Regions from separate parts of the Homo sapiens genome. Here region 1 is linked to region 2. The links are chromatin contacts, found by Hi-C in ENCODE. All regions are on one chromosome and are shown on one strand. The core of a region is the stretch at or near the end of the contact, and the rest is flanking DNA. Distances in the headings are between cores, read along the strand shown.

Region 1 (4,415 bases), core at 1,852-4,351, 5.1 Mb before region 2:
TAAAATAAAAAACTAGCAGTTATGGGGGAAGCATTTTAAAAAGATACAGTCTGTGCTCCCAGTGCAGCTGGGAGATGGAGATGGTGGGTGGATGGAGAGAGTCAGAGGCAAAAAGGGAAACAGACATGAAACAATTCAGACAGCATATTTCGCTCAAGTTTTTAGTGATTCATGTGGGCTGAAGCTGAAGAAAAGATTGGGAAGAGGAAAGAGGCTTGAGCTGGCCCCTGAGGGATGTTAAGATTTACTCAGGGAGAGAAGAGGCTGGGAGACACTGAAAGAGAAAACAGGTTTGGAGAGTTAAAAAACAAAACAAAACAAAACAAAGCTCAGGAACTATATAGGGAAATAAAATACGACAGGTAGAGTTGGTCTAGATTATGGACAATTACACAGGCCAGGCCAGTGTCTCACGTCTGTAATTCCAGCACTTTGGAAGGCTGAGTCCAGCAGATCACTTGAGCCCACAAGTTTGAGACCAGCCTGGGTAACATGAAGAAACCCTGTCTCTACAAAAAATGCAAAAATTAGCTAGGAGTGGTGGTATGCACCTGTAGTCCCAGCTATTTGGGAGGCTGAGGTAGGAGAACTGCTTGAGCCCAGGAGGTCAAGGCTACAGTGACCCGAGATTGTGCCACTGCACTCCAGCCTGGGTAACAGAGCAAGACCCTGTCTCAAAATAAGTAAATAATAAAAATATAGACAATGATACAGAAATCATTCTGTTGATAATGATGGAAAGGATTAAAATCTGAAAGACTATGTAGACAGTCAATCTGGATAATATGTGCAATTAAAATAGATTTTTGAATTTCACAACTGGAAGGGCTCTTAGAGCAAAGTTAATAAATATCTGTCTAATGAATCAGTCAATCCCTTGCTCTACACATCTGATAACTGAAGCCCAGAGAGGTCACTTGATTTTCCTAATGTCACACAGCTCACTAGCAGCACACCTGAGTTGATAATTCATGTCTTCTGACTATCGAGAGGTACAGTACTCATGAACTGGGCATAAAACAGTGCCAAAGAAAGTGTAGAATATGGAGCATGTGACATAAATCAGCACATCCAACAGAGGGTGGTTTCTGTTTGAAGAGATCTCTTTAAAATAATTAAGACAACGAACCCCAAACCTCCTACTGCAAAAGCAGTACTCTTTTTAACTGTTTCTATCACAACTTGGTCCAATACCTTGTGCAAACAAACATGATATGTATGGAGGTTGCTGTTACTAAAGAAACAAAAATTACAGAAAAAAGAAAATTACATTTCCAAAAGGCAGCATTATCTCTGAAAGAATATGGGCCAGGCATGATATCCATGCCTGTAGTCCCAGCTGCTCGGGAAGCTGAGGTGGGAGGATAGCTTGAGCCTAGAAGTTGGAGGCAGCAGTGGCACTGATGAGGCCATAGTGCCTGCGAATAGCCATGCACTCCAGTCTGAGCAACACAGCAAGACACAGTCTCTACAAAAATAAAAATAGGCTGGGCATGGTGGCTCATGTCTGTAATCCCAGCACGTTGAGAGGCTGAGGCAGGAGGATCTCTTGAGCCCAGGAGTAGAGACCAGCTTGGGTAACACAGTGAGACAGTCTCTACAAAAAATAAAAAATAAGGCCGGGCGCGGTGGCTCACGCCTATAATCCCAGCACTTTGGGAGGCTGAGGCAGGTGGATCACGAGGTCAAGAGTTCAAGACCATCCTGGCCAACATGGTGAAACCCTGTCTCTACTAAAAATACAAAAATCAGCTGGGCATGGTGGCGCACACCTGTAGTCCTAGCTACTCTGGAGGCTGAGACAGGAGAACCTCTTGAACCTGGGAGGCGGAGGTTGCAGTGAGCCGAGATTGTGCCACTGCACTCCAGCCTGGTGACAGAGCGAGACTCCGTCTCAAATAAATAAATAAATAAATAAATAAATAAAATAAAAAAATTAATGGGACGTAGTGGCGCATGGTGGTCCATGCCCATAGTCCCAGCTACTTGGAGGGCTGAGGTAGGAGGATCATTTGAGCCCACGAGTTCGAGGCTGCTGTGAGCCTTGATTACACCACTGCACTCCAGCCTGGGCGACAGAGCGAGACACTGTCTCAAAAATAAAAAAATTTAAAAAGCACATATGAAAGGTAACAGAAAAGTAGAAACTTTCCTGATAAAAGAGCATCTTCTTAAAATCCCTACTCTACCTCATGTTATAATCCTTTTACTTACTACTTAGTATTAAGGATACGTTCCCTATCTGTTTGAAACATGTTTGGCGCTGGGATTTGCTTCAAAGGAAGATACTAACAAGAAATAAGAAATTCCACAATGAAAACCCGCGGTGACCAAAAAGATAACAGTGATTTGGGGTAAAATTTTGACTAAAAAGATTAGGCTAGGCTGCGCGAGCATTTTTGGCCATGAAAGCACAGGAGGATGCTAGAAAAAACAGCACCGTGGAAAAAGCGTTTCCCCAGAAGTCTGGGAGCCCACCTTTGGCATGAAAAGCGGGAGCACAGGTTGTAGTGAGCCAAGATCGTGCCACAGCACTCCAGCCTGGGCAACAGAGCAAGACTCCGTCTCCAAAAAAAAGAAAAAGAAAAAAAGAAAAGTGGGAGCACAGAACAGAAAATACAGAATGCAAGCTGCCAATTATGGGAGAAAGATTATCACTCGGCCCCCAGCTGGCAGGGCCACACGATTACGTGACAAGAGAGTCCGCCTGCAATCGCAGCAGGCGGCTGGCAGAGCCCGGCGCGACCCCCAGCGAAGACTACCACTCCCAACTGCGCACGGGGCGCGCCGCCGGGGCCGCCAGGGCGGCTTCACGCGCAAGGCACTGTGGGACTCGTAGTCTTTCTCCCCACCAGCTCCTCGGAGGCGGAGAGACCCGATTTTTTTGTAAATGATCCGCCCTTCCAGGCCCTGCTTCTCTTTCCTCCCTTTCCCTCCCACCTCCTTCTTTCACCGAGAGTTTGAAAATTCCCGCGGAGCCGGCGCTAGAGCGCGGAACCATCGCGAGAACTCTGGTCCCTGCAGCCGCGATCTCCCGCCGGTTCTCCCCTCCCTCTCCGCCCTTTCCTCTGCTCCCTCCCTTCCGGGGCGTGTGGAACTCGGTTTTGTCGGCGCAGGGTAATGCGCAGAGCGGGGCCGGCGCTGTCCGAGGCGAGCAGGCAGCGTTGCAAGGGGAAGGACCCAGAAGCGCGGCGGGAGCAGCGACTGCGTTTTAGCCGCTGAGCGGTCTGCAGGCCTACAGCCCGCGAAGGCACTCTCGGGGGCGTGTGGCTCTGAGGTGGCCGGGGAGGTCGCAGGCGGCGGCCGGAGCGCAGAGGAGCGGCTTCAGCCGGGCGGAGGGGTGTGAGCCCGGCCCGTGGCGGCCACGTCTCCCGGGAGATGCTGTGACGGACCCGCACGGGAGGAGCTCGCGCCTGGCCTGGCGACCCGGTGGACTCGGCCCGCGGCGGCGCGCTCACCCGCCCCGTTCAGGTAGGGGGAAGGGAGGGAGGGGGTTGGGCCCGCGCGGCGGAGGGCGGGTCGCGCGGCCTGGACCCGCGGCGGCGGCGGCGGCGGCGGCGGCGGCGGCGGGGCTTCTGCCCCGCGAGCGCCGGGCCTAGGCCGGGCGTGCGCGGGGCCAACGGATGGGGCTCGAGGGGGCGAGCGGTGGCGGTGGCGGGTACGGCAGGCTCGCGGGCGCCGGGCTTCGTTACATAATCTCGGACCGGAGGAGCGGCGGCACATGGCGGCGGAGCGGCGCTGGTGGTTCGCGTCCTGCGCCGGCAGTCGGGTCCCTTTACGGACGGCCGGGGCCGCGACCCTTTCCCACTGTTCTCCCACGCGATGGACTCGTTGGCGGGCCTTTCCCCGAGGGAAGCGGCCGGCGTGCTGAGCCTGTCCTGTGTTGGCGTGTGTTCCACATGCGCTTGGGCCTGGCCACAGTGAGTAGTCCTGGCGGGGAAGAAGTTGGACTCGGGGCTCAGCCGTGAGGTTCCAGCTCACCCGATTGGTCAGATCAAGGAGATTTAAAATAAAAGCACATCTTGGGGTGCTTTGCCTTCCTTTTTCCTACCTGGGAAACAGGACGGTTTCTTTTGCCACTGGTTGACTGTTTTGGTTTGGGTGTTTTGTTTTGAGAGATGGGGAAATTTTGTTCTCAAAGCTTACGAGGTTCATACTATCTGTGTGCAAAGTTTTATGAGATGAGCGTTATTTTTATTTCCAAATCGTCAGTTGTAGAAATTTTTGGAAGAACTGGGTTCTTCATAGAACAAAACGTAAATCCTTTGGGGAAATCCTAAACGATATTTATTCTCAGAATATCCTAAAGAACCTGTAGATTTTAAGAACTGTCTTTGGCTGGGCGCAGTGGCTCCTGTCTGTAATCCCAGCACTTTGAGAGGCTGAGGCGGGAGGATCGCTTGAACCCAGGAGTT
Region 2 (4,012 bases), core at 963-3,462:
TAACTACCTGATATGAAAAGAGACAGGGAGAACAGTAATATTTAAAGAAAAATACATTTATTAAAACATCTTAGACAAATGAAGAGAAAGCTTGGAGTCCAATGCAGAAATTGGTTTGTTGTTTTTTTTTTTTTTTGAGACGGAGTCTCGCTCTTTCGCCCAGGAGGGACTGCAGTGGCCTATATCGGCTCACTGCAAGCTCCGCCTCCCGGGTTCACGCCATTCTCCTGCCTCAGCCTTCCCAGTAGCTGGGACTACAGGCGCCCGCCACCGCGCCCGGCTAATTTTTTGTATTTTTAGTAGAGACGGGGTTTCACCATGTTAGCCAGGATGGTCTCGATCTCCTGAACTCGTGATCCGCCCGCCTCGGCCTCCCAAAGTGCTGGGATTACAGGCGTGAGCCACCGCGCCCGGCCAGAAATTGTTCAGATATTCAAGAATCACTGCTCTTTAATATTTTAGCTGGGCTCCTCCCTATCAAACAATTTCCATAGGGTAGAATTTACATTAATCACTAATACTACCTCTAATGCCACTTGACTGTTGCTTATTGTTTGTTTAGTCTTTCCAAAGTGCTTTTGCACTTTCACTCCTGACACATGCTTCAAGGAGCCAGGCACAAACAAAACCATGCATGCGATGGCATCGCATTGCCTCTACAAAGGGCATTAATCATAAGGGTCAACGTGCAAATTCAAATAGGAGTAGAAACTCAAAACAGTTTGTAGGAAGGTAAGTATTTCAATTAAAAAACAAAGGAAAAATTCAAAAAGAATTACAGAAATGATCCTGTACTTTTTTAGGACTGAAATTCACTGCTATTAGAACGCATTATTCTAAGCACGAACATTCTGGTAATAAACAGTGGTGGCGCCCAGGGGCAACTCCATCAGCCTCTCTGAAAGCTACCCTAAAGAACTGTGAAACTGCGTCTGCTATGCAAATACAGCTTCAAGACAAATGCTTTAACTTTCCACCCCCTTCCATTCCGGTTGCAGCCCCCTAAGCCCTTTCTATACAGAGATTCTGGAACTGTCACAACCCTTTCTGATGAAACGACCTCCCCCCACTCTACAATAAAAAGTCAGTAATGGGCACTGAGCAGTTGCTTAGCATTTCATAATACAAATCTCTCCTATCAAACGTTAAGTTTGGAAGGAAAGGAAGAAAGAAAGTACAGGATCAGGAGGCAGCTTTACCCTGTTGACACCTTATCAGAGCTCTAAAGGCTCTGGTCCAGCAGTTCTCAAATTTCAGAGGTTCTTAGACTCTCAACTCCACTCAGTGACTGGGATTCACTAGTTCTGCTGTGAATGAATTTTAAACAAAGCAGTTAATCTGGATGCAGGTGGTCCTCAAGCCACAGTTTCAGAAAAACAGTCTCTTACCTCTCAGATGATATCTAAAAAGAGTTTTCTCTCACTCCGAGGAAAACGGATATAATAGTTCATGAAATTTACATAAGTTTCTTCTGGGCCAGGCAAATATCCTCGAATAATTATTTCTTCTTTAGCGTAGTAAGAATGGCTGAGTGCGATAGTAAGAATGACTGTGTACATATCTCAGAGGTCGCATGTGGCACTCGAGGTAACAATAACAGCACCATCTTCACTTTATCCCTCTGTCTCGCGGAGATGTGCAGGCGTGGCCCCCAAGCCCATTCCAGACGACACGTTTCCTTAGGCCTGCAAAATATTATGGGAAAATGTACTTGTCAACATTTAAAGGTGGAGAGATTGCATGTAAAACCTGGACTGCCAGCTTCTGCGGAAAAATGAGGTAAGTCTGGCAACCCTGGCGCCTGCTCCAGCCCGGAATCGTCTGCTCTCTTATCTCCCTCCGTTCACTGAACTGCAGACCTCTGGTTGCCAGACGTCCCCTCGGAACAAAACACATACTCCACTCAGGCTAAGGGCTCCGCTGTTGGGTTGGGAAGATCACGCCAGACCCTCTCCTTCCCTTCCTGGAAGACCCGAATCCCGAGAGGAGGGTCGGAGGTGACGCGCAGGTCGACCCCCAAGGGAACCCACCCATTAGCCTCCGCACAGCCCGCTCCTCTCACCTTCCGAGAAGGGACTCTCCTCCTCCCCTTGAGCGGAGCCGATTGCGGTTGGAGAAACCCGCTCCGACGCCCCTAACTCACTGTGGCCAGAGCACCCACGGCCGGCAACGCAGAACACGGGTAACTTGCCTACACAGCGCGCGAAAGGCTGACCTTTCAATTTGCGCGGGTTCCTTGCGGCCCCGCCCAGAGGATGTGACGTCAACGCGTATCCCGCAACCCGGTTCCGCCTCCTGCGGCTTCCAACTCATAGGGTTGCGTCCTGAGCTCTCCGTCTCGCTGGGTAGACAGCGGCTCACTGCCATACGACTGCAGCCGCTGCTGCCGGCCCGAACTCCGTGCGGCTTCTTGAGGGCGCGAGTGGCACTGGCGCTGATGGCCGATGGTGAGCACCGCCTCGGAAGTTGGGAGTGTTTACACCCGCCGGGGCTGCTGGGCGTTGTAGTTCCCTCCTGGCTGCAGCCCCAGTTCTGGAGGCTGATGTTGAAAGAGCGCCGTCGCGCGTTGATGTTGAGGCTTTTCAAACCTGAAAAAGTTGCTCAGTCCCCCTCGGCGTCATCAGTCCCATCCTAATTCCTTCATTCTCTTTAAAACGCCCGGTTGCCTCTACAAATCGAAATTGAATTCAGTTCACGCTGGGTTCTTTTCCCCATTGCAGTAGTAGTAGTGATTAAAATCTGCCCCTACCATTTTACCTAGAACCCAGCTTCGTTTATTTTTGACATAAGTCGGGGAAAAATTAGCTATATAACAAGACCTTGAAAATGGGCCTTAGAGACAAAGACTTTAGAGGCATTTTGGACTTTCATGGTCACTTGTGGCTAGGTTTCCAATCCTCATAACACCCCAGACCTCGTCGCTGTCCTCTTAGGGATATTGTAATTTAAAAAATTGGAAGAAACCTTAGGCCAGACCACAAAGTAATGTTCTGGGCTCAAAGATCAATAGGAATGATAATGCAGACTCAATTCAAGGAATTGAAGGGGAAGAAGTGAGCACATTGTTAAACATGCTCCCCATTTGATTACGTTCTTTACATCTTTTCCTCTTTTAAAGTCTTTTTATGATCACTCTAACATCTATCATGCCAATTTTAAAGGCATCTATGATGCCTTAAATTTGTTACTAAAATTGTTGAAAAGGTGCCACATTTGGGGAATGTGTTTGGAAAAGCTGTGTTGCTTTCTCCCTGGTTCTGGTCTTTAGAGCTGGGACTAGGAGAGATGAGAAAAGTTATCTTCCCTCCCTCTTCCAAAGGCTATGGTAGACCTAACCCTAAACTAGCTTGGAGTGGACTCTTGGAGAAAGTGGGGGACAATTTCAAACTGCAGTAGATTAAAGAGGAACTTCGATGTGGGCAGCATGTGTTTGTAGAGAAGCCTTCTTACACTCATTGGACTATCCAGCTGTAGTAACTGCTTCAGTACCTAGAATCCAACCATGAATATATCACACATGGGGGTCTTAGGAAGGAACCCCAAAATCAAAAAGGTGTCCATTCCAGTGTCACTGGATCTGTCATAAAACTAACATGAGAGTTTGCTGCACTGTGAACGGCTCATGTATTTACTGTGAATTTGACTCCCAAGGTTTCAAACTGTATTCTTGGCTGCAGTGTTCAAAGACTAAAATTGGAAAAGAAAACACTAGTTACAATACATTTCACTAACAGAATATTTTTACTCTTTGGGAGGACAAAACCATTTGCATCAATGTGTGCAGTAATTTACTACTGCCTTAAGTGTGCCTGTCAGTTCCAGGTGGCATGGAGGCATAAAGAGATGTCCTGTGTCTTCAAGGAACTTAAGATCTAGTTCTGTAGACAAAACACATGTTTATGAGACAGTTAAGTCACAAATCATGATGGCATGTTATTAAATGCTGAAATAAATGGTATATCCCATATGTTTCCAGCTTAAGACTCAGTTCCAATGTTACCAGTTTCCAAAT

What was found. A loop is a pair of places that touch in the nucleus more often than their neighbours do. Pooled maps may share reads with other maps.
Region 1: a loop to region 2 is called in a map of CD4-positive, alpha-beta T cell, with 19 times the contacts of the local background. The contact joins the promoter of AHCTF1 here to the promoter of EXO1 in region 2. A Hi-C loop is called at or near these places in 2 of 168 maps with a recorded cell type or tissue (CD4-positive, alpha-beta T cell and naive thymus-derived CD4-positive, alpha-beta T cell), 1 of 37 single-sample maps with no recorded cell type and 7 of 50 pooled maps.

What each region holds. Positions count from the first base shown.
Region 1 is chr1:246,930,634-246,935,048 of GRCh38, reverse strand. It overlaps AHCTF1 (AT-hook containing transcription factor 1), which reads left to right and starts at 3,101. Exons shown (of 36, transcript NM_001323342.2): 1 at 3,101-3,471. RefSeq lists enhancers at 2,719-2,768, 3,889-3,978 and a silencer at 3,449-3,548.
Region 2 is chr1:241,846,404-241,850,415 of GRCh38, reverse strand. EXO1 (exonuclease 1) reads right to left here and starts at 2,212. Exons shown (of 16, transcript NM_130398.4): 1 at 2,063-2,212; 2 at 1,389-1,685; 3 at 1,200-1,304; 4 at 1-7. RefSeq lists an enhancer at 2,177-2,516.